Linked DNA regions of Homo sapiens: all the other regions are linked to region 2. Evidence: chromatin loops called from intact Hi-C (ENCODE). Cell type or tissue: GM12878. All regions are shown on one strand. Links, peaks and the distances in the headings refer to the core of each region. The heading gives the core; the rest is flanking DNA.

The links. A loop is a pair of places that touch in the nucleus more often than their neighbours do. Peaks named below come from ENCODE experiments on the same cell type or tissue, not always from the same donor. Only the 100,000 strongest peaks of a DNase experiment are listed, where the experiment ranks them.
Region 1: it touches region 2 in a loop (2.4-fold over the local background); 4 of 110 quality-filtered maps call a loop at or near these places.
Region 3: it touches region 2 in a loop (5-fold over the local background); 2 of 110 quality-filtered maps call a loop at or near these places.

Annotation. Positions count from the first base shown.
Region 1 is chr20:5,034,805-5,045,442 of GRCh38, reverse strand. No RefSeq gene overlaps it. Among named protein-coding and RNA genes, the nearest start is that of SLC23A2, 39 kb to the right of the region's middle. RefSeq lists a silencer at 1-204. In GM12878, for the core only: no CTCF peak of the experiment used is centred there; DNase peaks (open chromatin) are centred at 6,072 and 8,487.
Region 2 is chr20:4,969,124-4,979,761 of GRCh38, reverse strand. It overlaps SLC23A2 (solute carrier family 23 member 2), which reads left to right. Exons shown (of 17, transcript NM_005116.6): 2 at 8,843-8,969. Among named protein-coding and RNA genes, the nearest start is that of SLC23A2, 27 kb to the left of the region's middle. RefSeq lists enhancers at 5,876-6,185, 5,441-6,640 and a silencer at 6,253-6,453. In GM12878, for the core only: no CTCF peak of the experiment used is centred there; DNase peaks (open chromatin) are centred at 6,021 and 6,473; H3K4me3 peaks cover 1,598 bases; H3K27ac peaks cover 2,023 bases.
Region 3 is chr20:5,074,994-5,084,130 of GRCh38, reverse strand. It overlaps a transcript of TMEM230 not described here. Among named protein-coding and RNA genes, the nearest start is that of TMEM230, 34 kb to the left of the region's middle. RefSeq lists enhancers at 1,859-2,359, 3,480-3,639, 5,145-5,214. In GM12878, for the core only: no CTCF peak of the experiment used is centred there; DNase peaks (open chromatin) are centred at 3,660 and 5,510; H3K27ac peaks cover 1,705 bases.

The DNA of each region.
Region 1 (10,638 bases), core at 1,509-9,508, 66 kb before region 2:
CCTGGCGCCTTCTTTTAAATAAGTTTTTTTTTTTTTTTTGAGATGAAGTCTTGCTCTGTCGCCCAAGCTGGAATACAGTGGTGTGATCTCGTAACCTCTGCCTCCCGGGTTCAAGCAATTCTCTGTCTCAGCCTCCTGAGTAGCTGGGATTACAGGTGTCCGCCACCATGCCCGGCTAATTTTTGTATTTTTAGTAGAGATGGGGTTTTGCCATCTTGGCCAGGCTTGTCTTGAACCCCTAACCTCGTGATCCACCCGCCTCGGCCTCCCAAAGTGCTGGGATTACAGGCATGAGCCACCGCGTCTGGCCCTTTTAAATAGTTTTATACTGCATACTATATTCAGTCTTTAGTGGTAGATGAATTCTTACTCTGTTGTTGCGTGCCCTGGAGAGCATAGTTCCTTGGAGACACCAAAGGAAGATTTTTCCAGGAAGGTCTTTTGGGAAGGGGCCTCCTCCAAGAAGGGAGTGAGGAAGGAGGTAGATTGAGTCAATGCACTTTTCCTCTATCTGGTCAGAGTTCTTGAAGGTATTTTTCTTCTGAACTTGGGTGGGGTTTGCAGTGGGGTAGGGGAAAAGAGAAATGATTCTGACACATACAAGAAAATGCTCCTTTGTGGGGCACGGGGGCAGGAGTTGCTTCCAAAAGGACCCAACAAAGACCTGTAGGGAACGTTTAAATTTATCTGTGTGTGGCCGGGCATGGTGGCTCATGCCTGTAATCCCAGCACTTTGGGAGGCCAAAGTAGGTGGATCACCTGAGGTCGGGATTTTGAGAGCAACCTGGACAACATGGTGAAACATGGTGAAACCCCGTCTCTACTAAAAATACAAAGTTAGCCCGGCATGGTGGCGCGTACCTGTAATCCCAGCTATTCGGCAGGCTGTGGAAGAAGAATCTCTTGAACCTGGGAGGCGGAGACTGCAGTGAGCCAAAATTGCGCCATTGCACTTCAGCCTGGATGACAAGAGCGCAACTCTGTCTCAAAAAATAAATAAATAAATATCTGTGTGAACTAGCACTTGAGAGACTGCAGCCTCAGGCAGTTTTCAGCCCTGTGCACACAATGAAATTACCTAAGGGGCTTAAAAAAAAATACGGAAGCCTGGGTCCCACCCCAGAGGCTCTGAGGGAAGTAACCTGCAGTGCAGTTTTTAACCATCCACAGGTGTTCGTCATGCAGCGCCAAGGTTGGGTAATGAAGAGCTGACATTGATTGAAGCTTACTCTGTGCCAAGCTCCATTCTACAAGTTTTACTTCACAATAACCTTACAAGACAGGTCTACTGTTATCCTTCATAGAGGGCCATTGAGGCACAAAGAGGTTAAGTGCTGGCCAAGGACACCCAGTTCATAAGGGGTATTCTCTCCACTTGAACTTCAGAGCCCATGCCCCTTACCACAGTGCTGTGCCAGCAAGGGTTGCATGCCAGGCCCTGCCATGATCCTGCCCCAGTTTCCCCTGGGGAAGAGAAATGAGCCAAAACCTAAAGGGCAGGAGTAGCTGGCCATGGTGGCTCATGCCTGTAACCCCAGCACTGTGAGAGACCGAGGCAGGAATATCACTTGAGCCCAGGAGTTCAAGACCAGCCTGGGCAACATAGCAAGACTCTATCTCTACAAAATAACTGTTTTTAATTAGCCAGGTGTGGCAGAGTGCGCCTGTAGTCCTAGCTACTCAGGAGGCTGAGGTGGGAGGATCGCTTGAGCCCAGGAGGTCAAGGGTGCAGTGAGCCGTGGCTTTGTCACGGCATTCCAGCCTGGACAACAGAGCGAAAACTTGTTTAAAAAAAAATAGAAATAAAAGCAGGAACATCTCCTTCTCTACTAAACCGGTCCAGGCACCAAGGACATTGCTGATGAGCACAAAAGGGAACACAGGAGTCTGTTTTAAGCTCCTGATGCCAGTGCCTCCATGGAGCAGCCCAGATATGACCACCATACCCTGAGTGAACTGCCTCCCAGAGATGTCTGGGTGACCCTAGATCCCCTGGCTCCTCTTCAGCCCCTCCTGATTCTCATCAGTGTTTGTTGCCTCCCAATCCAAAGAGTGCATGGAATTCATGACATGCATCTTCTTACATGGGCCTGCAGGGTAGGAGACATCAACACTGCCCCAGCAAATCGAATATGCAAGCTAGAGCCTGTGATCCGACAGAGAACTGAAGCAGTTGTTTTTCCCAGTCTCCTGGGGAATGTGAGATTCGTTCAGTGTCATCCTCACCCCAGCTGAGGATTCCTGGGGAGCCAGAAGGAAGCTGGGAATATAAAATGGCGGCGGCCCACCCACACCCCAGCCAATGTGAAAATAAGTCCTGAGAGAAAAAGGGAAGCTGGGTGCTGTGGCTCATGCCTGTAATCCCAGCACTTTGGGAGGCCAAGGCAGGAGGATCACTTGAGCTCAGGAGTTCGAGACCAGCCTGGGCAATGCAGTGAGACCTCATCTCTACAGAAAATTAGAAAATTAGCTGGGCATGGTGGTATGTGCCTGTAGTACCAGCTACTTGGGAGGGTGAGGTGGGAGGATCCCCTGAGCCCTGGAGGTCAGGGCTGCAGTGAGCCCTGATCATGCCACCATACTCCAGCACTCCAGAGTGAGACCCTGTCTCAATAAATAAATAAAGCAATAAAATGGAAAGCATAGAAGGCAAGAGAAAAAGAAAAAAAACAGAACAAGATTATAGCTTAAAGTCCCCCAGTGTCAGATCAAGAGTTTAAAAATGAGCAGTCAGGTCGGTTGTGGTGGCTTATGCCTATAATCCCAACACTTTGGGAGGCCAAGACGAGCAGATCACCTGAGGTCAGGAGTTCGAGACCAGCCTGACCAACATGGAGAAACCCCGTCTCTACTAAAAATACAAAATTAGGCCAGGCACGGTGGCTCACACCTGTAATCCCAGCACTTTGGGAGTCTGAGGTGGGCAGATCACGAGGTCAGGAGTTCAAGACCAGTCTGGCCAACATAGTGAAACCCCATCTCTACTAAAAATACAAAAAAGAAAAAGAAAAATTAGCCAGGCATGGTGGCGTGTGCCTGTAATCCCAGCTACTCAGGAGGCTGAGGCAGGAGAATCGCTTGAACCTATGAGGTGGAGATTGCAGTGAACCGAGAGTGCGCCACTGCACTCCAGCCTGGGCAACAAGAGCGAAACTCCGTCTCAAAAAAAAAAAAAAAAAAAAAAAAAAAAGAGTAATAAAGGGAGAAGCACAATGAACCAAGGGTTTACAAATGTTGAAAAGATTAAAACTGAGATCAAACATCTGTGATAAAAAGTTATGCATAACCAGCCTGGCCAACATGGTGAAACCCCGTCTCTACTAAAAATACAAACATTAGCTATGCTGGAGGCGCGCACCTGTAATCCTAGGTACTGGGGAGGCTGAGGCAGGAGATCGCTTGAACCTGGGAGGCACAGGTTGCAGTGAGCCGAGATCACACCACTGCACTCCAGCCTGGGAGAGCGAGACTCCGTCTCAAAAAAAAAAAAAAAAAAAAAAGTTACGCATTAAAAGGTCATCAGTGAGGAGGTTAAATAGGATAGAGAGTTAAAAAAAAAATCCCGCTAGCAGCAGCTGGGGAGAGACTCTTGAAAAAGGGTTTTTAGGACATGCCAAGCTTCTAGCAAGTCCTAAAATAGGCAGGAAAGCTGCAGGCACTGTCAGCATCTGCAGGCTCCAACACTGAACCTTCACGCAGGGTCCTCTGGGCTGGGGCCTTCACTTCCATCTCAGGAGCCCTGGGGCAGAGTTCTCTGGAAGGCTGCTTCTTTAAGTGGGGCCCTGGAACCAGCTTCATCCCAACACAGGAGCTTGTGAGGCGTGTAGATTCTCCGGCCCCATCCCAGGCCACTGACTCAGCAACTGCATTTTAACAAGATCCCCAGGGGATACATTGTACATGAAAGTTTGAGAAGTGCTGCTTCAGAAAAAATACCACATCTCCTTCCTTTATTTTTAATTTATGAAGTATTATAAATAGCCAAAGAAATAATGAGAACATTATGGCAAATGCTTAGGAACCTACAACACAGATACAGCAAAAGTTAGCATTTTGATAAATTTGCTTCAGATCTATTTTCTTCTCTCCTTCCTTTAGAGGCAGAGTCTCACTCTGTCACCCAGGCTGGAGGGCAGTGGTGCAATCTCAGCTCACTGCAACCTCCGCCTCCCAGGTTCAAGAGATTCTCATGCCTCAGCCTCCCGAGTAGCTGGGACCACAGGTATGTCCATCATGCCCGGCAAATTGTTTGTATTTTTAGTACAGATGGGGTTTCACCATGTTGGCCAGGCTGGTCATGAACTCCTGGCCTCAAGTGATCCACCCACCTTGGCCTCCCAAAGTGCTGGGATTACAGGCGGAAGCCACTGGGCCTAGCCTTTCTTTCCTTAATGCAACATTAGAGGTATAGTTTCTTCCTCTCATCGTCACCTTTCCTCACAGGTCTCTTTCCTTCCCTGGAGATTGCTGCTGCTATGATGTTAGTGTGTTTCTTCCCCAGTTTGCACCTTTATTACAAATGCAAGAATCAATAAAGACAGTGTCACTCTGTGTGCATTTGATTTTACATAAATAGTCCCATACCTTATGTACCTTTCTGCAACTTGCCTCTTTAACCAGCATTATGTCTTAAAGGTTTATGCATGTTGATAAGTTCACTCATTTTAATAGCTGCATAGTATTCCTTTGATTGTATATTGTGAGATGTATTTATTAGTTCTCTTATTGAGGGACAAATAGGCTATTTCCAGTTTTTTGCCATTGAAAAAAAAAAAGCTGAAATGAACATTTGCAGGTATCTCTGTGAACATGTATGAGAGCTTCCCAGCTGCAAATATCTGGAAAAGGCTAATCCGGGTTGCCCACTATCTAGATCGTTATATTAACTAGTATTGGCAAATTGCTTTCCAAATTGGTTGAGGCTATTTACACTCCTGCCAACCACGTATGAGCATTTTTTTTTTTAAATAGAGACAAGTTCTCCCTATGTTGCCCAGGCTGGTCTCAAACCCCTGGGCTCAAAGGATCCTCCAGTCTCAGCCTCCCAAAGAGTGCTAAGATTACAGGCCTGAGCCACCACACCCGGCCCCTCTTTTTTATTTTTATTTTTTTTTTGAGGCAGGATCTCTCTCTGTCACCCAGGCTGGAGCGCAGTGGCATGATCATGGCTAACTGAAGCTTCAATCTCCCAGGCTCAAGCCATCCTCCCACCTCAGCCCCCTGAGTAGCTGGGACAACAGGCAGGTGCCACCACCAGCTAATTTTGTTTATTTTTTGTAGAGACAAGGTCTCACTTTGTTGCCCAGGCTGCTCTCAAACTCCTGGACTTAAGTGATCCTCCTGCCTCAGCCTCCCAAAGTACTAGGATTATAGGCATGAGCCACCACACCTTCTCAGCACTCTTCCATATCCAAATGCTCTCCAATGCTTGATTTTGTTGGTGTGTTAGACACTGTAGGCTGGCTAACCCAATACCTGTCTAACTCTTTCTGCCCAGCCTACCTGTATTATACATATTAGAAAACGGAACACTCACATTCTCATCTCCCCTTCATCTGGGGTGGCCACATAATGCAATCCTGGACACTGTGTCTCTCGTGTTTTATTAAGGAAAAAAAATAGAAGCACAATTGGCAAAACATCAGTGTTTGTTCAGAATCGATCATAGGTACACATGTGGGAGTTATATCATTTTCGGTTCTTTTCTGGATGTTTGAAGTATTTTGTATAGCAAAAGTTGGCTGGAAGCCATTTAAAGCTTTTGCTTTTCTGACAAAGCATGCTGATGCCTTAGTCTTGCTCTTCTCTGATTATGGCTTTAAAATGGGTGAGATGTCAGGGAGCACATCAGCTACCTCAACAACGTGTGGCTGAGCAATTGAACCGATGCTCACGTCACTTACCTCCAGAATTCTTGTTTGTTTGTGTGTTTGAGATAGGGTCTCACTCTGTTGCCCAGGCTGGAGTGCAGTGGCACGATCACAGCTCACTGCAGCTAAAACCTTCCCGAGTTTAGGTGATTCTCCCACCCACCTCCTCAGTAGCTGGGACCACAAGCTCACACGACGGCGCCTGGCCACAGACTTGTTATGTGAGAAAAAGAACTTCCTATTTGTCTGAGTCATTTAGTTAGATCTTCTACTGCTTGTAGCCTAATGCATTTCTTTTCTTTCTTTTTTTTTTTTTTTTTTTTTTTTGGAGACAGGGTCTCACTTTGTTGCCCAGGCTGGAGTGCAGGGGTGTGATCTCGGCTCAGTACAGCCTTGATCTCCCAGGCTCAAGCAATCCTCCTGCCTCAGCCTCCTGAATACCTGGGACTGTAGGTGCCCACCATCACACCCGGCTAATTTTTAAAAATTTTTATTTCTGCCCAGTGCGGTGGCTTACGCCTATAATCCCAGCACTTTGGGAGGCCGAGGCGTGTGGCGTGCCTGAGCTCAGGAGTTAGAGACCAGCCTGGGAAACACAGTGAAACCCTCTCTATTAAAATACAAAAAAATTGGCCAGGCATGGCAGCGCACGCCTGTAATCTCAGCTACCTGGGAGGCTGAGGCAGGAGAATCGCTTGAACCCAGGAGGCTAAGGTTGTAGTGAGCTGAGATCGTGCCACTGCACCCCAGCCTGGGAGAGAGAGAGGCTCCGTCTCAAAAAAAAAAAAATTATTTCTAGTAGAGACAAGGTTTTAATATGTTGTCCAGGCTGATCTCAAACTTCTGAGCTCAAGTAGTCCTCCCCTCCCACCTTGGTATCCCAAAGTGCTGGGATTATGGGCATGAGCCACCGTGCCCAGCTGCCTAATGCATTTTTGATTAAATAGGCAGGCTTGCTAATATTTGCCGATCTGAAGGATGTAAGATGGTATCTTTGTGTTTTAATATACATTTCCCTAATTACTGCAGAGATCGAGTTTCTTTTTGTCTGTTTATATGTTTCATATGTTTATTGGTCATAGAAATCATTCCTTTGTTCATTTTCCTTTTGGATGGTTTGTCCTTTTCTCATTATTTGTAGTGGTTTTTTTTTTTTTTATGGGGGGGGTTCTGGGGTTTTTTTTTTTTTTTTTTTAAGACGGAGTCTCTGTTGCCCAGGCTGGAGTGCAGTGGCATGATCTCAGCTCACTGCAACCTCTGCCTCCTGGGTTCAAGCGATTCTCCTGCCTCAGCTTCCCAAGTAGCTGGGACTACAGGTGCCCATCATCACGCCCTGCTAATTTTTGTATTTTTAGTAGAGATGGTGTTTCACCATATTGGCCAGGCTGGTCTGGAATTCCTGACCTCAAGTGATCTGCCTGCCTCCGCCTCCCAAAGTGCTGGGATTACAGGTGTGAGCCACCACGCTGGGCCTATTTGTAGGTTTTAAAAATATTTTGAAAAATAATAATAATAATAATAAAAGAAAAGTTTTGGATATCAATTCTTTCTCAGTTATATACATTACAAATATCTCTTAATTTGTAGCTTTTCTTCTCATATTATTTATGGTTTTCCATGAAAATGTACAAAAGGATTTACATTTTATTTATTTTTTTATTTTTCTTTTTTTTTTTTTGAGACGGAGTTTCCCTCTTGTTGCCCAGGCTGCAGTGCGTTTATTTTGCTTTTTTTTTTTTTTTTTTTGAGACGGAGTTTCCCTCTTGTTGCCCAGGCTGCAGTGCGGTGGCGCGATCTCGGCTCACCGCAACCTCCACCTCCCAGGTTGAAGCAATTCTCCTGCCTCAGCCTCCCAAATAGCTGAGATTACAGGCATGTGCCACCACGCCCGACTAATTTTGTATTTTTAGTAGAGATCAGGTTTCACATGTTGGTCAGGCTGGTCTCAAACCTGTGACCTCAGGTGATCTGACCACCTCAGCCTCCCAAAGTGCTGGGATTACAGGTATGAGCCACCCTGCCCGGCTTCTATTTTTTTTTTTTTTCTTTTTTTTGAGACGGAACCTCACTCTGTCACCCAGGCTAGACAGCTCAGTGAGGTGATCTTGGCTCACTGCAACCTCCGCCTCCTGGGTTCAAGAGATTCTCCTGCCTCAGCCTCCGGAGTAGCTGGGATTACAGGCCCAAAGCACCAAGCCCAGCTGTATTGCTACTTACTTTATTTTATTTTATTTTATTTTTGAGACGTACTCTCACTCTGTTGTCCAGGCTGGGGTGCAGTGGTGCGATCTCAGCTCACTGCTGCAACCTCCTCCTCCAGAGTTTAAGCAATTCTCTGCCTCAGCCTCCCGAATAGCTGGGATTACACTATGTTGCTACTTTCTAATGGTAAAATAACGTCCTTGCCTTCCTGGGATAAATACTGATTGGTAATGTTTGTTTTACACATAGTTGTATTTGGCTAGCTAATGTTTTATTCATAATTTTTGCATCTATGTAGGTGAAACTGAACTATTGGTTTCCTTTTCTTACTTTTTTTTTTTTAATGTTTTTGGCTAGGTGTGAGATTTCCCTTACAGTAGCTAGTGACTAGATTCACATGGGTTGTTGAATTTTGTTTCTTAGTTTGGGTAAGATGGAGGTTTTCTGTTCCTTAAAGTTATAAAAGTTGCCTGTGAGGACATCTGGGCTTGGTGAAGTGTTTTGTGGTTATAATTTTCTTTCTCACTAGAATTTTTTATTCAGATTCAATTTTACTTATATGTAAGTCTATTCTATTCCTCTGTCTCCCGGGTTCAAGCGATTCTCGTGCCTCAGCCTCCTGAGTAGCTGGGATTATAGGCGCCTGCCACCATGTCCAGCTAATTTTTGTATTTTTAGTAGAGACGGGTTTGACCATGTTGGCCAGGCTGTTCTCGAACTCCCGACCTCAGGTGATCCACCCACCTCAGCCTCCCAGTGCTGAGATTACAGGTGTGAGCCACCACAGCCGGCCTACTATGTTTCTTCTTGAACAATTTTGGTAATGATATTTTTCCATGTAATTGTTCACTTTATCTAATTTTTCACATGTAAAGTCTACCATACAGAGTCCAAAGCTTAAGAAGAGTTCCTCATTTCCCTTCTCTTGTAGGGATTGGACCAACAAGGACAGGTGGCAAAAAAAAAAAAAAACAAACCTAAAAAAAGATGCTTTTTTTTGTCTCTGATGAGCCACAACCTCAAAAAGACATGGGAAAAGAGCTGTTAATTTCCAAAATACCCCCACTTACATCCATTAAAGACTATCGTCGGGCACGGTGACTCACGCCTGTAATCCCAGCATCTTGGGAGGCTGAGGCAGGTGGATCATGAGGTCAGATCAAGACCATCCTGGCCAACATGGTGAAACCCTGTCTCTAATAAAAATACAAAAATTATCCGGGTGTGGTGGTGTGTGCCTGTAATCCCAGCTACTCGGGAGGCTGAGGCAGGAGAATCGCTTGAACCCAGAAATCGGAGGTTGCAGTGAGTGAGCTGAGATCACACCACTGCACTCCAGCCTGGCAACAGAGTGAGACTCTGTCTCAATAAAAAAAACAAAAAACAAAAACAACAACAACAAAAAAAATCTCTTTGTCACTTTAAATATCTTGGCTGGGTACAGTAGCTTAGACTGTAATTCCAACACTTTGGGAAGCTGAGGCAGGAGGATCACTTAAGGCCAGAAGTTTGAGACCAGTCTGGGCAACATGGAGAGACCTCCCCACTCCCTGCCCCCACCATCTCTTAGAAAAGTAAAAAAAAATCTGGAAGTGATGGTGCATGCCTGTGGTCCTAGCTACTTGGGAGGCTGAGGCAGGAGGACTGCTTGAGCCCAGGAGGTCAAGGCTGCAGTGAGCCATGATCTCACCACTGTGCTCCAGTCTGGGTAACAGAGCAAGATCCCATCTTAAAAAAACAGAACAAAACCCATTAAATATGGCCGGGCATGGCTCATGCCTGTAATCCCAGATCCCTGACAGGCTAAGGCAGGAGAATCACTTGAGGCCAGGAGTTCAAGACTAGCCTGGACATATAGTGAGACCCCTGATTCTGCAAAAATACAAAAATTAGCCAGGTATGGTGCTGCATGCCATAGTCCTGCCTGCTGGGGAGGCTGACATGGGAGGATTGCTTGAACCCAGGAGTTCAAGGTTACAGTGAGCTATGATTATGCCACTGCACTCCAGCCTGGGCAACAGAGTAAGATCCTATCTCTAAATAAAATAAAAATTTTAAACTAGCTGGGCAAGGTGGCTCACACCTGCAATCCCAGCACTTTGGGAGGCTGAGGCAGGTGGACCACCTGAGGTCAGGAGTTCCAGACCAGCCTGGCCAACATGGTAAAACCCCATCTCCACCAAAAATACAAAAATTAGCTGGGTGTGGTGGCACACACCTGTAATCCCAGGTACTCAGGAGGCTGAGGCAGGAGAATCACTTGAGCCTGGGAGGCAGAGTTTGCAGTAAGCCAAGATAGTGCCACTGCACTCCAGCCTGGGCAACAGAGTGAGACCCTGTCTCAAAAAAAAAAAAAAGCCTCATTAAACAAGGGCATTCTCAGCATATAGGAGATGGAGTGAACAAGGGCCCCCATGGCCCCATGGTAGGCAGGAAAACAAGGGTGAATTCAGGTGAAGGTGAACACCAACTTGGCAGGAAGGAGGCTTCCCTGGAACAGGCAGAGAGATAAGGTAAAAGCTTACCTTGCAGAGACTGTGACCAGGAGATGCAGACCTGGAGACCA
Region 2 (10,638 bases), core at 1,640-9,639:
GGAAACATTTTTCTTAAAGATGAATAAAAATCTGTCAGAACATGATTTTGTTTAAAGTATTTTATAGATTTCTTATTTGCTTGTCTGCTAAAATAATGCTTGGAACAATCAGCTGCCACCTTTGAATTAAAAAGAAAAGTAAAATTTGGAATAGAAGATTTTCCAATATTATTGTCTCTATATTTTAATATTTTTTTCATATATTTAGACATTTTTTTTTGTAGAGACAGGGTCTTTCTATGTTGTCCAGGCTGGTCTTGAACTCTTGGCCTCAAGTCATCCTCCTGCCTGGGCTTCCCAAAGTGTTGGGATTATAGGTATGAGCCACCATGCTGGCCCCATTGTCCCAGTAAATGTGAACCTTAAGTTTGGGCGCTTTTGGTGTTTAGACCCTTTGGGTACACATAATGTCTGTTGGGTTGATGGTGCTCTTTTGTGTTAATTTCTTTTTTCTTTTTCTTTTTTTTTGAGATGGGGGTCTCACCCTGTTGCCCAGGCTGGAGTGCAGTGGTGTGATCTCGGTTCACTGTAACCTCCGCCTCCCGGGTTCAAGCGATTCTCCTGCCTCAGCCTTCTGAGTAGCCGGGATTACAGGCACACGCCACCACGCTTGGCTAATTTTTGTATTTTTAGTAGAGATGGGGTTTTGCCATGTTGGCCAGGCTGGTCTCGAACTCCTGACCTTGTGATCTGCCCGCCTCAGCCTCCCAAAGTACTGGGATTACAGACGTGAGCCTTACAGACGTGAGCCACCGTGCCTGGTCCTTTGCATTAATTTCTTAGTTTTGCTCTAGTAGTATTAAATTGGAGACTTTTGCATCATACTTAGATAATAGCCTTAAATAACTCTTTCTGATTTTACCCTATAGGGTTCTTGTTTAAAAATCGGCATCCGTTTGTATTCCAGCTCTCTGGAAACACTTGTCCTAGCTAGGTTTTAGGGGTTTGCTAGTCTTGTTGGCTCCTTGAGGTTGTGGAGGGGAGCTTAATGTGTGTAGCTTCACAGCATCTGGCTCAGCACAGCTCAGAATAGGTACTACATGTGCCCTGTGTGCATATCCTGGCATTATCCCTTTAACTGTCTCTAGGAGAAATGAGACCAGTATGGGTTCTGGTTCTGGGGCTGCCTCCAACTGGGGATAAGACTCTGTTTCCCCTCTGTGTCTTCCATTGCCAATGGGGGGCCAGGTTGCAGGATTTCTAAGCCCCTTTTGTTCATTCTTTCCACCCCCTTCATTAAGCACTGTCTTTCAGCAGGGTGCTGGGGAGAAGCAGCCTGCCCAGGCTTAGCCATTTCTAGGTCGTCCTCGTTTTGAGTTCACAATTCTGACCTCTAGTTACTTTAATCTGGTTATTATCTAATCGTGATCACTCCTAGACATTTTGGAGAGGTTTAGAAAGTTTTGGGGTTAACAGACATAAAATAGGATTTTCAGCTTAGTTGAAGGTCAACAGTGCTTGTTCACACGCAAAGGCACAGTTTATGAAGGGAAAAATAGAACCATTTGTGTTAACTGAGCTTGACTTATTAGCACCGATAGTTGCCATGGGAGTGTTTTTTTAACTTTGTCATTTTGCCAGGAATGTAAATCGGGGCATTACTCCTTAGATCTTCATGTAATTAGGAGGATGGACAAAGCCCCTATTTTTCTTGAATCAGGAGTTTATTATCCCGTTTATAATACGGGAGTAAATTAGGAAAGGTGTCTTTAATTTTTTTGTTTGTTTTTGTAGAGACCCTTGTTATGTTGCCCAGGCTGGTCTTGAACTTCTTGGCTCAAGTGAGATTATACAGTGTGAGCCACTACCAGTATCTTTCGTTTTTTCATGATAAGTACAACTTAGGCATTGAGCAAAACTGTTTTTAGTGACTTGTCTTGCATATATATTTATGAATTTTGAGCTTTTAAAAAATCACAAATAGGCCAGGTGTGGTAGCTCATACCTGTAATCCTAGCACTTAGGGAAGCTGAGGCAGGAGGATCACTTGAGCTCAGGAGTTCGAGACCAGCCTGAGCAGCATAATGAGATCTCGTCTCTTTTCTTTTCTTTTTTTTTTTTTTGGGGACAGAGTCTCGCTCTGTCACCCAGGCTGGAGTGCAGTGGTGCAGTCTCAGCTCACTGCAGCCTCTGCCTCCCCATTTCAGGTGATTCTCCTGCCTCAGCCTCCCCAGTAGCTGGGACTACAGGTGCATGCCACCATGCCCAGCTAATTTTTGTAGTTTTTTAGTAGAGTCGGGGATGGGAGGGTTTCACCATGTTGGCCAGGCTGGTCTCGAACTCCTGACCTCGTGATCTGCCCACCTCAGCCTCCCAAAGTGCTGGGAGTACAGGCATGAGCCACGGTGCCCAGCTTGAGAGCTTGTCTTTATTAAAAAAAAATAATAATAATACGTGTTCATTAATAATGGTTAAAGTAGAAAAACAAAAAGAAATAGGACACCACCTACATCTGAAACCCTGGGAAGATCCAGTTAATATTGTAGTAAGTGTCCTAGAATGCCTATCTTGCTGAAGAAGTCATGTTCATAAAGAGAGAGATGTTCTGCCTTTTTTCACCCCACTTTGTAATAGATCATAACTATTTCCCTGTGTCATGATAGTATACTGCAGAGTGGCCCTGTAGTATTTTATCATACAGTGTTTTGCTATCGTAATTTATTCATTCAGTCTTTACATAGTGGATTCTACTTGTCCTACAACTGAAATATGTACAATTACATTCATCTAATTACTTTTCTAGAACAGTGATTTCATTGGATATGCATTTTTGTTATTTTTTTTTTGAGATGGAGCTTCTCTCAGCCACCCAGGCTGAAGTGCAGTGGTGTGATCTTGGCTCACTGCAACCTCCGCCCCCCTGATTCAAGTGATTCTCCTGCCTCAGCCTCCTGAGTAGCTGGGACTACAGGCGGGCGTGTACCACCACACCTGGCTAATTTTTGTATTTTTAGTAGAGACAGGGTTTCACCATGTTGGCCAGGATAGTCTCGATCTCTTGACCTCATGATCTGCTGCCTCAGCCTCCCAAAGTGCTGGGATTACAGGCATGAGTCACCGTGCCCGGCAGACTCTCTTTTTTTTTTGAGATGAAGTCTTGCTCTTGTCCCCCAGGCTGGAGTGCAATGCCATGATCTCGGCGCACTGCAGCCTCTGCCTCCGGGTTCAAGCAATTCTCTTGCCTCAGCCTCCCGAGTAGCTGGGATTACAGGTGCATGCCACCACGCCCAGCTAATTTTTGTATTTTTAGTAGTGATGGGGTTTCACCGTGTTGGCCAGGCTGGTCTCGAACTCCCGACCTCAGGTGATCCGCCCATGTTGGCCTTCCAAAGTGCTGGGATTACAGGCGTTAGCCACCGTGCCCGGCCGGGGAGGGACTTTCTAGCACAAAAGTAATAGAAGAAATTGCAAAAAGATACTAGTATGACTTAAGAGAGACTTAAAAAATGTCCTCTATTTCAAGTGGTATAAACAAAATGGAAAAAGCAGTCATTTGCTTTTTCTGGGGAAAATGCTTTCAGTAGACAAAGGGTTAATATCCTTAACCTATAAGAAACTCTTGCAAAAAGAAAAAGCAAAGTAAAAGTAGGAAAAAAAAAAGAAACTCTTGGCCGGGCGTGGTGGCTCATGCCTGTAATTCCAGCACTTTGGGAGGGCGAGGCAGGTGGATCACAAGGTCAGGAGATCAAGACCATCCTGGCTAATACGGTGAAACCCCGTCTCTACTAAAAATATAAAAAATTAGCCGGGCCTGGTGACAGGTGCCCGTAATCCCAGCTACTCGGGAGGCTGAGGCAGGAGAAAGGCGTGAACCCGGGAGGAAGAGCTTGCAGTGAGCCGAGATCGCGCCACTGCACTCCAGCCTGGGCGACAGAGCGAGACTCTGTCTCAAAAAAAAAAAAAGAAAGAAAGAAACTCTTGCAAATGAATCAGAAAAACCCAAACACGTACTGAAAAAAATGGGTAAAAGGCACTTACAGTTCATAAAAGAACTGTAGACACATGGATCAAAGAAATCAAGATCAAAACCAGATGTCATTCTTTACATGTCATATTTGCAAAAATTAAAAAAAAAAAAACAGGCGGGGCACGGTGGCTCACGCCCGTAATCCCAGCACTTTGGGAGGCCAAGACAGGTGGATCACTTGAGGTCAGGAGTTTGAGACCAGCCTGGCCAGCATGGTGAAACCCTGTCTTTACTAAAAATACAAACATTAGCCAGGCGTGGTGGTGCGTGCACGTAATCCCAGCTACTTGGGAGGCTGAGGCAGGAGAATGGCTTGAACCCGGGATGTGGAGTTTGCAGTGAGCCAAGATGGCACCACTGCATTCCAGCCTGGGCAACAGAGTGAAACTCTGTCTCAAAAAATAAATAAGTAATAAAAAACAATCTAGGAATGGCAAGTGAGGTTAACGTCATATTCTTTCTTTTTCTTTTTTTCTTACTCACCGCTGCACCAATGAAGAAATACATAGTTTTCTTCCGTTGTGCTTTGTCAGTTTGTCTGCATTCCCAGAAGGAATTGGGAAGCTTTTTCATTTCCCATTTCTTACGAGGAAGGCTGGGAAATAACTAAGAATTTGTCTGGGCCTAGCACCTTTTGGAAAAGAGTAATTTGCTTTTGTAATTTTCTCCATTTATTGTTACTTGTTCAGGTTTTCAAAAAATAGTTTTTGGCCAGGCACGGTGGCTCACACCTGTAATCCAGCATTTTGGGAGACCAAGGCGGGTGGATCACTTGAGGTCAGGAGTTCAAGACCAGCCTGGTCAACATGATGAAACCCCATCTCTACTAAAAATACAAAAATTAGCCAGGTGTGGTGGTGGGCCCTGCAATCCCAGCTACTCGGGAGGCTGAGGCAGGAGAATCGCTTGAGCCCTGGAGGCGGAGGTTGCAGTGAGCTGAGATCACGCTACTGCACTCCAGCCTAGGTGACAGAGCGAGACTCCGTCTCAAAAACAAAAACAAAAACACTGAAAAAATAGCTTTCCCCCCAAAATTGCCCATTTCATCAAGATTTTCAAGTGCATACATGTGCCTCTTTTGTAAGACCTTGAAAAAAATACAAACATTGGGAATGATAGTATAAGGATAAAGGATATAAGGGTAGTATAAGGTTAAAAATAAACTTAAAAAACAAAATGCCAAAGCATGAAGAATATGTAGTGTTTGAGTTTGCCCTTGTTTTCAGAAGATATTTGTCATATTCAGGAAGTATCTTTTAATTTGCATTGAAGATATTTGGTTTTTGCTTTTTATTTATTTTTATTATTATTATTTTTTTTATTTTTTGAGACGGAGTTTCGCTCTTCTTGCCCAGGCTGGAGTGCAATGCGCGATCTCGGCTCACCGCAACCTCCGCCTCCTGGGTTCAAGCGATTCTCCTGCCTCAGCCTTCCCGAGTAGCTGGAATTACAGGCATGCGCCACCATGCCTGGCTAATTTTGTATTTTTAGTAGAGATGGAGTTTCTCCATGTTGGTCAGGCTGACCAACTCCTGACCTCAGGTGATCCACCCACCTCAGCCTCCCAAAGTGCTGGGATTACAGGCATAAACCACCGCGCCTGGCTGGTTTTTGCTTTTTAAATCAGGAGGAAGTGTTTTGTCAGCCTTTTTGGCATCTACTGAATTGATAGAATGATTTGGCTGTTCAAAGGTTCTGGCCTGTTATGATACTGGCCCTGGCATTCTCTCCTTCCTGCTTTTGAAGAGTTAACATCCCTTTTTAAGGAAATGATGTTGAGTCAGTGGTAGATGTTAAATAACATAGTAAGATACACAGATGGCAATTCTGTAGTATTTCTTCCCCAGTTTTTTGTTGAATGTTTTCTGTATGAAGTCAGTGTCTGGAAACCACAGCATGTAGTATGTACTTTTGCACATCCTAATTAAGAAGCAACAGAAGCACTGTGAACAGATTCTTGAGAGTTCAGCGGGCCTTGATGGGGGAAAGTCATGTGGCCATGAGTGTGTCCCAAGTGATGTTTCCTCTGACCTGCCGCAGCGCCCAGGCTTTGATCTCAGCCCCGTAGCCTTGCGTGCAAAGGACAGTTTTCATGTTTCCAGAGTGCGGTGGAACCCACGAATGGGAGGGGCATTCAGCGGAGCGCTCTGCCAGAAGTTCAAGGTTGCTTACTGATAGCTCAGTCTTGTTTTTGTTTGTATCGTGATTCCTTCTTAACTCCTTCCTCAGAGATTCCTTTCTCAAAAATGTATTTGCATGTTCCCAGTATTAAAACCTCTGACCCAGTTCTGTGGTTTGGTCTCAGTACTTGTTCTGTGCAGTAGTTAAGTCCTTCCAGCCATCTTGCCACTCAGCTTAGAAAAATACTCTCCAAAAACATGTCTTTAAGGAGTCATAGTACTTTCGCTTCCCCATTCAGAATTTTCCAATGATTTGTAGCTAAAAATGACATTCTGTTAATTTGCACTTTGCCCTCATGGAGCCGTTTTTAATTAATAGTTTTTTAAAGGATTTGCAAAAGAAGCATACACATGTTGAAAAATAATTCTAGCTTGTCAGACTTGTGTTTAGTAAATTGAGAAGGTCACACGATCTTTTCTTATGTCCCCCCACCACTTCAAAGCAGTTTGATCTGTATCCTTGCCAGCCCTGTTCTGTGTACACAAATGCATACTATGTAATTATCCTTTTAATAAAAGTGAAATCATAACCACACATATTGTACAACCTGTATTTTTCAAGGAACTGTATTTGTTATTATAACTTAACTGAAAGTAAGCCATTCTTTTAAAGTGTCTCTCTTGTTTTCTTTTCTCATGTTCTTTTCATTATTCCTCTTGACTAGACATTGATGGATGTCACCTTTGTGCCTCCCTTCTGACATTGCAAATTTCTGATAAACATAGCTTAAGGCTTGGCATAGTGGCTTGTGCCTGTAATCCCAGCACTTTGGGAGCCGAGGCGGGTGGATCACCTAAGGTCGAGTTCAAGACCAGCCTGGCCAGCATGGTGAAACCGTGTCTCTACTAAAAATACAAAAAATTAGCCAGGCATGGTGGCGGGCACCTGTAATCCCAGCTGCTCGGGAGGCTGAGGCAAGAGAATCGCTTGAACCCGGGAGTGGAGGTTGTAGTGAGCCAAGATTGCGCCACGGCACTCCAGCCTGGCTGATAGAGCGAGACTCTGTCTCATTTAAAACAACAACAACAACAAAAAAACCCCAAAAAACCCCCCAAAAACCCCCACATAGCTTAAGATAGATTTATGTGTAGAGATTTTATTTTGAGAAATAAATTACTACTTTTTTTTTCCTTGCATGCAAAATGTTTTAGAAAGGGAAAGACATCAATTTCTTCATTCACGTTCTAATAATTTAAAGTGAGTATTTTTTCCCAAATAGCACAAGACCAGTGTTTAGTTTCCAAAATTAAAAAAAAAAAAAAGACTCATTAATGGTTCCTTGAAGGCTGGACTGGTACCAGTCTGATGGCATTTGTGTGCTATTTAACTTGGGGCCGTTGGCGATTGTTGATGCTAACTTGCCCAAGAACAAATGGTAAAAGTTGATGTCTCAACATAAGGATTTTCCAGTGAAAATCTGGCTAAACTGTTGGTTGCCTTGCACGTTTTTCTTCACAAGGGAGGGCCAGGCTCATGGCTGGGGCTGGGATGGCTGTTCCCAAGACAGCCACTGAGTCAGGCTCTGGGTTCCCTTTATTGTGGAACATATGCATAGGTACAAGAGTGGATAAAACATAGCCGTTTAATAAATAGTAAAAGAAACATCTGTGTACCTGCTCATATCCCAGTTTGAGAAACAGAATGTGACCGGCTTTTTGAGAAGCACCCTCCCCGTGTGCTAGTACATTTTTAAGAGGCTTTAACAGAAAGTGACTTATTTATTTATTTTTTTTAAATCAAAGACCCTGTGCTAGGGAATATGGAGTTTAAAAGTTATCAATGGAGAAATCCCAACTGAGTGCAAATCACTTTTTTTGCTTTTGTTTTGAGATGGCGTGTTGCTCTGTTGCCCAAGTAGGACTGCAGTGGCACAGTCATGGCTCACTGCAGCCTTGACCTCCTGGGCTCAAGGAATCCTCCTGCCTCAGCCTCCTGAGTAGCTGTGACTACAGGTGTGTGCCACCACGACGAGATAATTTTTTTTTTTTTTTTTTTGTAGAGACAAGGTTTCACTATGTTGCCCAGGCTGGTCTTGAACTCCTGGCCTCAAGTGATCCTCCCATCCCAGCCTCCCTACAGGTGTGAACCACCGTGCCTGGCCCAAAATTGCTTTTTATTTATTTATTTATTTTTGAGACAGAGTCTCACTCTGTCATCCAAGCTGGAGTGCGGTTGCACAGCTCACTGCAACCTCAACCTCCTGGGCTCAGGTGATTCTCCACCTCTCAGTCTCCTGAGTAGCTGGGATCACAGGTGTGCACCACCACACTTGGCTAATTTGTGTGTGTGTGTGTGTGTGTGTGTGTGTGTGTGTTTTGTAGAGACCACCCTATTGCTCAGGCTGGTCTCGAACTCCTGGGCTTAAGTGACCTGCCTGCCTTGACCTACCAAAGTGCTGGGGTTACAGGTGTGAGCCACTGTGCCTGGCTGAAAAGTTTTTTTATAGGTGTTCTAAAATACTATCTTTCAAAATACTTTGTAGAAATGGAGAGTGGATTTTTAAAGAATTGAGGGTGCAGTTTGTGACCCTGCCTAGAGACAGGCTGGGGCCTTGGAGGCAGTCCATAAAAATGAAGTAGTAATAGAGCAAATTCTAGGATTGGGCATGGCTGGGTGAAAAATAGACTCCATTCATGCAGAGTACCTCCTGCTAGGTTTGTTATTACTTTTAATTTACCATTTGCTTTTCTCCAGCTAGGTCTTGACTCCACTAACGGGGACTTCTCATACGGCTTTGAACTTGGACCTTGGTGCATAAGCAAATGTAACTCAGCGAATTGTAATGGAAAGCATATGGACAGGTCTACGCCACATCACTTAGGTGCGTGTAAAACACAATCTCCAGTTGTGTTTCCTTTTCCTTTTCTTACTTTTTCTGAAACAGGTTCTTGCTCTATCACCCAGGGTGGAGTGCAGTGGCACGATCACAGCTCGTGGCAGCCTTGGCCTACTGGGCTTATGTGATCCTTCTACCTCAGCTTCCCAAGTAGCTGGGACTACAGACGTGAGCCATGGTGCCTGGCTAATTTTTAAATTTTTTTTTCTTAGAGATGGGGTCTCACTATATTATCTAGGCTGGTTTCCAACTCCTGGGCTCAAGCGATCCTCCTGCCTCTACCTCCCAAAGTGCTGGGATTATAGGCTTCAGCCACCATGCCTGGCTAGTTATGCTTCATGGTAGAATTGGGCTGGCAGCTCTGTAGCATTAGAACCCTTTTGTACTTGACCTTACCTTTGTACGTTTTTTACGTGTTGAGAACGGTCTAAATGCACAACCTTTGGAATAATGAATTGTTAGGTTAATGCTAATGATAAGGTAATAGACTTCTTTAGGCCAAATTCCACGCAAGTAGATTAAACTAGAAAATAAACAGGCACAGTCTTGCCACTTATATTAATTACAAAGTAGGAGGTAAATATTTTCAGTTTTCTTTCATGCTTTTGACTTTATTATCAGCAAAAATTTGTTGAGTACCTCCTGCTCTTGGCCCTCCGTGAGGTTTATACGTGAGGAACCTGGAGTGGAAAGAGATTTAAGAATTGTTTCCTCACCCCTTTTCAAGCATTCTCTGCAGTTTAATTAATGAGACTAACCACATGTACATTACTCAGGAGCATTCTTTTTTTCCTCCTTCTGTTGTTTCCCTTATCCCCAAAGCTTGATGAACATTTTGATTATTTTTAATTTTTTGCTATTATAAGCAATACTGCAATCAAATTTCTTCTTGGGGAAAACATCTTAGCAGTAGTAGTGATGGGCACAGTGCATGACCTTTTAAAATTTGATACATGTATAGGTAAATTATCCTTCAGAAAAGCCGCAAGTGTTTCACATCTGCCGATACATTCTCTCAGATACTCTGCTTCTGGATGTGGTGGTGCACGCCTATAGTCCCAGCTACTCTGGAGACTGAAACAGGAGGATCACTTGAGCCCAGGAGTTCAAGGATTTAGTGAGCTCTGATTGTGCCAGCGCACTCTAGCCTGGGTGGCAGAGTGAGACCCTGCCTCAAGAAAAAAAAAAAAAAAAAAAGGATGCTGTCAGATACATTGACTTGTTAAAACTAAATTTATTCAGTATGGTGGATGTAAAATGTTATGTCAGTGTTGTTTTAAAAAAATTTTATGTGCAGTAAAATTTACTTTCTGTGTACACTTATAAGAGCTTTTACAAATACTTAGAGGGGATCACTCCTTTTAAAAAAATTTTAAGACTTCTAATAAAGGCTGGGTGTAGTGGCTCATGCCTGGAATCCCAGCACTTTGGGAAGCTGAGGCGGGCGGATCACCTGAGGTCCGGAGTTCAAGACCAGCCTGTACAACATGGAGAAACCCTGTCTCTATTAAAAGTACAAAAAATTAGCCAGGCATGGTGGCGCATACCTGTAATCCCAGCTATTCGGGAGGCTGAGGTAGGAGAATCGCTTGAACCTGGGAGGCAGGAGGTTGCAGTGAGCCGAGATTGTGCCATTGTACTCCAGCCTGGGTAA
Region 3 (9,137 bases), core at 1,138-9,137, 100 kb before region 2:
GCAGGAACAGAAAACCAAATACCACACATTCTCACTTATTACAAGCAGGAGCTAAACCTTCAGCACACGTGGGTACAAAGAAGGGAACAGTTGACACCGAGGCCTACTTGATGGTGGAGAGTGGGAGGAGGGTGAGGATCAAAAAACTACCTTTCAGGTACTATGCTCATTACCTGGGTGACGAAATAGTCAGTATACCAAACCCCCACGATACATAATTTACCCACGTAACAAACTTGCACATGTATTCCCTGAACCTAAAATAAAAGAGAGAGAAAAAGATCTTATGCCTCCAAATTTTCAGACCTAGTTGAACAATATTATGGAAATTTTCTACTAAACATTGAAGAAAGACTGTAGGTAATTTGGCATTCTAGAATCTAAAGCAAGAGAAAAGTTTAGAAGCAACACTGTCCATTTAACAAGCCTAGTAGAATGCTTATATCAAAGCCCATCCAAACGAATGTGTTAAGAAATGTACATGCCAACTTCATTTATAAATATTGATTTTAAGATTGTAAATAAATTATAATAAGATAAAACCAAGCTGTGGGTTAAAACAAATGGGCAAAGTCAAAGGTATATTAAGGAAATCTGTGTGTACTTGAGTGCCCTAATAGGTTGAAGGAGAAAAATCATATGACTCTCTTCTTGATAGAAGCCAAAAAACCATCAGACAAAATTCGACAGCTATTCCTGATTTAATAAAAAGGCATATTAAAACTCCCTAGCTGGGTCTTTCCTCTCAGAGGTCCCCACTCTCTCAATAGAGAGAGAGAACTGTTTTTCTTTCTCTTTCTTCTATTAAACCTCTGCTCCTAAAAAAAAAAAAAAAAAAAAAAAAATCTCCCTAACCAACTTCAAAAAGATGGGCCCTAACATCATCAAGTATATGAAGAATTAGGCCGGGTGCGGTGGCTCACGCCTGTAATCCCAGCACTTTGGGAAGCTGAGGCAGGCGGCTCATATGAGGTCAGGAGTTCGAGACCAGCATGGCCAATGTGGTGAAACCCCATCTCTACTAAAAATACAAAAATTAGCCAGTTGTGGTGGTGCACGCCTGTAATCCCAGCTACTCTTGAGGCTGAGGCAGGAGAATCGCTTGAACCCGGGAGGTGGAGGTTGCAATGAGCCGAGATCGCGCCATTGCACTACAGCCTGGGCGACAAGAGTGAAACTCCATCTGAAAAAGAAAAAAAAAAAAAAAACAATATGAAGAATTAATCACAAATGCCATAACTAATAATAAAATACCAAATACCTTCCCATTAAAATCAGAAACAAGGTAAAAATGCCCACTAACGTCTATCATTTTGATTGAACAAAGCCAAAGGAGGTATGAATGTCAATATACAGATAGCCTTGCAAGAAATAAGGGTTTCCTTAAGGCTGGGCATGGTGGCTCAAGTCTGTAATCCCAGCATTTTGGGAGGCCAAGGTGAGCGGATCACTTGAGAGTCAGGAGTTTGAGACCATCCTGGCCAACATGGTGAAACCCTGTCTCTACTAATGGTACAAAAATTAGCTGGGTGTGGTGGTGGGCACCTGTAATCCCAGCTACTCAGGAGGCTGAGATAGGGAGGATTGCTTGAGCCCAGGAGGTTGAGGTTGCAGTGAGCCTAGATCGTGCCACTGCATTCCAGCCTGGGCAACAGAGCAAGACTCTGTCTCAAAACAAACAAAAACTATGTAGTTATTTTTTAAAAAACTAAAAATACAAAAATTAGCCAGGCATGGTGGCATGCACCTGCAGTTCCAGCTACTTGGGAGGCTGAGGCAGGAGGATCACCTGAGCCTGGGAGGCAGAGGTTGCAGTGAGCCGGGATTATGCCTCTGCACTCCAGCCTGGGCAACAGAGCAAGACCCTGTCTCGAAAAAGAGAGAGAGAGAGAGAGAAAGAGAGAGAGAAACAAGGCTTTCCCATTTTCTTCTTCTTTTTAAAAAATTTCAGTGAATGGCTGGGCGTGGTGGCTCCCAGCACTTTGGGAGGCCGAGGCAGGTGGACCACCTGAGGTCAGCTATTTGAGACCAGCCTGGCCAACATGGCGAAACCACATCTCTGCTAAAAAAGAAAAAAAAAGACATAAAAATTAGCCAGGCGTGGTGGTGGGTGCCTGTAATCCCAGCTACCCGGGAGGCTGAGGCAGGAGAATTGCTTGAACCCGAGAGGCAGAGGTTGTAGTGAGCCGAGATTGCACCACTGCACTCCAGCCTGGGTGACACAGCAAGACTCTGTCTAAAAAAAAAAAAAAAAAAAGAAAAAAAAGAAAATCAGTGAATTTCAAACATGAGTGACCATTCTCCCAGGTGATGGAAATTTACTCCTCGTCATAATGAGAGTGTTCCCCTTTCTGACAGCAAGCAGGGAGGGCTGTCATTTAGTGTCAAGGCCTCCAGAAAGGAGGATCATCTGACTCTTGAGTGTCCACACTGGCTAAGATGTATTTTGTTTTGTCTAGGCTTTGGGTACTGGTGATACAGGTAGCTGTGGTTTTGTTCCCTGTTCTCAGCTATGAACATTCTTCTGATCTGTGTCTCTTAGCTCCTTCTGCACCCCATTTGGGCATGTGGGAGCTTTAGGTGGCGTGTGTGCCTACTTCGTGGGAGTGTTCAAGGTTCTTTGCTACCTTTGGGCTCCTTCTGGACACACATCAAATTGTTCTGCTGCTCCGCCGGGGTGCGTGAGAACCATGTGGGCTGCCAGACCCAGCTCCCCTGCTGTGCCCATAGCCTTTTCACTGTCTTGCCACTTCCCAGACTCTACTTAGAAAAAGGGCATGGGTCCCTTCCGATTCCAGCTTTCTGGCTTGTCAAGGATATCTCTTGTTCTCCTGCTGGCAGCTCGCCCCTTCCATCCCCCACCGCCCACTTACAGCAGTTTTTTGGGCTTCTAGGGGAGGGGATAAGATGCAGGGACACATCTCAGATTCAAACCCACATGCTTCTCTCTAATTCTCCTCTTTCTCTGCATCTAGAGACTTCTAGTTAAAGAAGCACTTATCAAACAATCTATGATGGAAGACCAGTTTTGTTTTATTTCCAATTGTCATGAATTAATCTTTTTGGCCTGTACACTGTTGAATGAAATGAGTCTGCCAATCATGCACTTGGATATTGTGACAACATCATATTGCTGTAACAGCTGCTAAATGTTTGTTCTCAATATCTGTACTTAACTCATCATGGACAGTAACAGACAGTTCATGGATCAGCAGGGGTCCAGGGGCCACAGTGTGTAACCTGGTATAGAGTGTCACTCGCCTCATCTGCTATTTCAAGTCTGAGAAAGATGGCTGGGTGCAGTGGCTCATGCCTACAATCCCAGCTTTGGGAGGCCAAGGTGAGTGGATCGCCTGAGGCCAGGAGTTCGAGACCAGCCTGGGCAACATGGTGAAAATTAGCCTGGCGTGGTGGCGCATGCCTGTAGACCCAGCTATTAAGGAGGCTGAGGCGGGAGAATCACTTGAATCCGGGAGGCAGAGGTTGTGGTGAGCCGAGATTGCGCCACTGCACTCCAGCTTGGGCAATAGACTGAGACTCCATTTCAAAAAAAAAAAAAGACAGAAAGACTTTAGAAACTAAAAATTTCAAGAACTTGACTTCCTTTTTCTACATTCTGCTGTGTCATTCCTTCCCTAAGCCAGTAGGCACTGAACACGCTAGCTGCTGCCAGGCTGGAGAGAAGCAGTCATGGGGTCACAGAAGACAGTAGAAATTAAATTGTATCAGTTAACACAGCAACTTTCAGTCTTGCTGTAGAAATGAGAAGTATGAAACTGGTACAAAAAGAAAAAGGAAAGAAACAAAGATGAGCAACTAATCATAATTTGTGAACACATTAATTGCAACTTACAAAAACCAAGAGGATTTTTCTTCTTTATTTTCCGGCGTCTACATTAAGGACACAGAGATTTTTTCAAAAAGCTGTTTGCACTAATAAGAGAGCTTAGCAGCAGGATAGATGATTACAAATAATATCAAAATTGAGAGAACTTCTACTCTACTAGAATAACATTTAGGAACATTGTCTCATTCACAATAACTATAAAACAAAATACTTGAAGATCAAATTAATAGAAAGTTACTGAAGATAGTAACCCAGCTTTTATTAGTTTTATAAAATAATCTTCTTAAGTATCTCAGTAAGATGTAATGATTTTTTTCAAACAAACAAAAACTATGCAGTTTTTTAAACTAAAAATACAAAAGTTAGCCAGGTATGGGGGTGCATACCTGTAGTCCCAGCTACTCGGGAAGCTGAGGCAGGAGGATCACCTCAGCCTGGGAGGCAGAGGTTGCAGTGAGCCAGGATCGCACCTCTGCACTCCAGCCTGGACAACAGAGCAAGACCCTGTCTCAAAAAAGAAAGGAGAGAGAGAAAATAAGGCTTTCCAATTTTTTTTTCTTCTTTTTTAAAAATTTCAGTGAATTTCAGTCGTGAGTGACCATTCTCCCAGGAGATGGAAAGATTATTTCATTACACTAGTAAAAGCTGGGTGCAGTGGCATGCACCTGTAGTCCCAGCTGAGGTGGGAAGATGACTTGAGCTCAGGAGTTGGAGGCTGTAGTGATCTATGATTGTGCCATTGCACTCCAGCCTCGGTGACAGAGCAAGCTGTCTCTAAAAACAAAACAAAAACCTAAAGTCTCAATATTATAAAGAAATGCAAATTCATCTACAAATGCAATTCCATTCTAATCAAAATCACATAGAAGGAGTGGGGGAATTCAACAAAGTGGTTCTGAAATCTATCTAGAAATAAAAGATTAATATAATAGCCAAGGAAAAGTCAAAGGGGAAACTTGAGAATACTTAACCTCTTTGATATTAAATGACATTACAAATCAGGCATGCTGTCTTGTGCCTGTAGTCCCGCTACTCAGAAGGCTGAGGCAGGAGGATTCCTTGAACCCAGGAGATCAAGGCCAGCCTGGGCAACATGGCAAGACCCTGTCTCTAAAACAATAAAATAAAATGGCATTATAAACCTACAGAAATTAAAACAGGGTGATTCTGCATAGGCATTGAAAGAAAAATCAATGGAACAGAAACACTATGCAAAAAGAGTCACAAATATCAGCAAAATTTTGTATGTGATAAATGGGCAATTAAAATCACCAGAGAAAGGATAGCTTGTTTAATAAATAGTGTTGGAATAACTAATTAACAAATGTAGGCTGGGCCCATTGGTGCATGCTTGTAGTCCCAGCTACTTGGAAGGCTGAGGCAGGAGGATTGCTCGAGGCCAGGAGGTTGAGGCTGCAGGGAACCATGATCACACCACTGCAGTCCAGCCTGGGCAACAGAGCAAGAGTCTGTGTCTCAAAAAAACACACCAAAAGACAAGTGGCCCAGTTCTGTGGGCTCATGTTTGGATTGAACTTCCTCATCTCTTAAAGGAGGGCGTCGCCACATGACTTGCCTTGGCGAGGAAATGTGAGTTCAAGCAATATGTGTCATTTCTGAGTAGCGGCTCTAACCGCCAGTTTCACTTTCCCTCTGCCACGGTCCTAGAGTGATCGTGATGCACAACAGAGCCCCGCGTTGACCCATAATGAACACAAAGTGCGAGAGTGAAGTACACCTTTGTTGTGTTAAGCCACTAGATTTGGGGGTTTCTGTCATGCAGCATATCCCAGCCTACCCTGGATGATACAGTCTCTATCTCATACTTCACACCTGTTAGAGGAAAAACAAGTCACCCCAGGAAATTAGAAACATGAATGATTAGCATTTGCTGGGAGTATCTGTGCTTCCAAAGAGGGTGATAGGGAGAAGCCATTGTTTATTCAACAGAGTGAAGGACCGGCTACATAACTTGTAACTTGTGGGGCCCAGTGCCAAATGAAAATGCGCAGTCCCTTGTTTAAAAACTGATTAAAAACTTCAAGAGGGTGACAGCAGAGCATTAAATCAAGCACAGAGTCCCTCTAAGCATGGGTCCCTGGGCGTCTACACAGGTCACACACCCAGGAAATCATGAAGCATCTTTGGCTGTGTCTAATTGACATGTCTGCATCCTCCCTTTTCTCCTGAGCCAGTTTCTACTGCTCTGCCTCAGATTATACTTCCATGGGGCAGTGAGGTTGATGTCTGTGTGTCATTCATGAAGTGTTGATACAAATATCACCTCAGTGAAGCTAAGCCCCCAGGCCCCATGCTACTTATCTCTGATCCTGATTCATTTTTCTCCTTAATACTCACTACCATCATAGTATATATTTCACAAATTTATCTTACTTACAAGTATTTCCCCTAGTAAGATGGAATCCACAAGGGCACAGATTTTTTTTTTTTTAGTTGAGTCTTGCTCTCTTGCCCAGGTTGGAGTGCGCTGTTGCAATCTCAGCTCACTGCAACCTCTGCCTCCCAGGTTCAAGTGATTCTCCTGCCTCAACTACCCAAGTAGCTGGGACTACAGGCGCCTGCCACCACACCCTGCTAATTTTTGTATTTTCAGTAGAGATGGAGTTTCACCATATTGGTCAAGCTGGTCTTGAACTCCTGACCTCAAGTGATCCACCCACCTCAGCCCCCCAAAGTGCTGGGATTACAGGTGTGCGCCACCATGCCCAGTTAATTTTTGTATTTTTAGTAGAGACGGGATTTTGCCATGTTGACCAGGCTGGTCTGGAACTCCTGACCTCAGGTGATCCACCCACCTCCCAAAATGTTGGGATTACAGGCGTCAGCCACCACACCAGGCCAAGGACCAGATTTTTGTCTATTTTGGTCACTGTGTAACCTCAACATTTAGGATAGCCTGTCAGATAGCTGGGACTCAGTAAATGTTTGGTTTTTGTTTTGTTTTGTTTTGTTTTTGAGACAGGGTCTTGCTCTGTTGCCTAGGCTGGAGTGCAGTGGCACAATCTCAGCTCACTGCAGCCTCTACTTTCCTGAGCTCAAATGACCCTCCCACCTCAGTTTCCCGAGTAGCTGGGACTACAGGCACATGCCACCATGTTCAGCTAATTTTGTTTGTTTTTTGTAGAGATGGGGTCTCACTATGTTGCCCAGGCTGATCTCGAACTCCTGGGCTCAAGCAATCCTCCTGCCTTGGCCTCTCAAAGTGCTGGGATTACAGGTGTGAGCCACTGCACTCTGCCAATATTTGTTGAAAGAATGTATGAATGAATTTAAAGAATATCAATTGACTGGGCATGGTGGCTCACACCTGTAATCCCAGCACTTTGAGAGGCCAAGGTGGGTGGATCACCTGAGGTCAGGAGTTCGAGTCTAGCCTGGCCAACATGGCGAAACCCCGTCTGTACTAAAAATACAAAAATTAGCCAGGTGTAGTGGCGCTTGCCTGTAATCCCAGCTACTCTGGAGGCTGAGGCAGGAGAATCGCTTGAACCCAGGAGGCAGAGGTTGCAGTGAGCCAAGACTGTACCACTGCACTCCAGCCTGGGCAACAAAGCAAGACTCTGTCTCAAAAAAAAAAAAAAAAAAAGAATATCAATCCAAGAATATAAACAGGCAAAGTATACACAGAGAATATACATAGATGCCTGTTACATAACAGACAAATACAAATTGGTGAGTCCATCCATTCAACGATATTTATTTATTTCATTTTATTTATTTTTTTGAGATAGAGTCTCACTTTCAGCCAGGCTGGAGTGCAGTGGCGCGCTCTCAGCTCACTGCAACCTCCACCTCATGGGTGCAAGTGATTCTCCTGCCTCAGCCTCCCGAGTAGCTGGGATTACAGGCGCCCGCCACCATGCCTGGGTAATTTTTTGTATTTTTAGTAGAGACGGGGTTTCGCCATGTTGGCCAGGATGGTCTCGAACTCCTGACCTCAGATGATCCGCCTGCCTTGGCCTCCCAAAGTGCTGGATTACAGGCGTGAGCTACCATGCCCAGCCAACAACATTTAATGCTTGCCTCTCAAGTCACTGCATCACATCATCCTCTGGGGCACAATAACAACCAGACCATAGAAAGTACCCTTAGGACACTTCCTGTCCAGTGAAGGACTTGGGTGCTTGAGCTATTGCTGCAATTTTTTTTTTTTTTAGACAGGGTCTTGCTCTGTTGCCCAGGTTGGAGTGCAGTGACACTATCTCAATTCACTGCAACCTCCACCTCCCAAGCTCAAGCGACCCTCCCACCTCAGCCCCACAAGTAGCTAGTACCACAGGTGCGCACCACCACGCCCAGCTAATTTTTGTATATATATTTTTGTAGAGACAGTGTTTTGCTATGTGGCCCAGGCTGGTCTCAAACTCCTGGACTCAAGTGATCTGCCTGCCTCGGCCTCCAAGTGTAAGCCACTAAACCTGGTCTCATTGTTAGAAACCTTGACAGCAATTGCAAAACATGATTTCATAGGATGTCATGAGGTTGGGCCCCTATAGGAAAAAGATTATTTTTATTTATTTATTATGATTATTATTTTTGAGGCGAAGTTTCTCTCTTTCGCCCAGGCTGGAGTGAAGTGGTGCGATCTCAGCTCACTGCAACTTCTGCCTCACGGGTTCAAGAGATTCTCCTGCTTCATCCTCCCGAGTAGCTGGGATTATAGGCGTGTGCCACCAAGCCCGGCTAATTTTTGTATTTTTAGTAGAGATGGGGTTTAACCATGTTGGCCAGGCTGGTCTCAAACTCCTGACTTCAGGTGATCCATCCACCCTCAGCCTCCCAAAGTGCTGGGATTATAGGCATGAGCCACCGCGCCTGGCCTCTTTTTAGTTTTATTTTATTCTTTTAAATCAGCTTTACTGGAGTACTATCTGTGTTCCATAAAATGTACCATTTTAGGCCGGGCGCGGTGGCTTACGCCTGTAATCCCAGCACTTTGGGAGGCCGAGACGGGTGGATCACCTAAGGTCAGGAGTTCGAGACCAGCCTGATCAACATAGAGAAACGCCATCTCTACTAAAAATACAAAATTAGCCAGGCCTGGTGGCGTATGCCTATAATCCCAGCTACTCAGGAGGCTGAGGCAGGAGAATCACTTGAACCCGGGAGGTAGAGGTTGCAGTGAGCCGAGATCGTGCCATTGCACTCCAGCCTGGGCAACAAGAGTGAAATTTTGTCTCAAAAAAAAAAAAAAAAGTACCACTTTAACTATACAGGTTGATGCACTTAGATAAATGTATATACCTACATTCTGTATGCCTTTTTTATT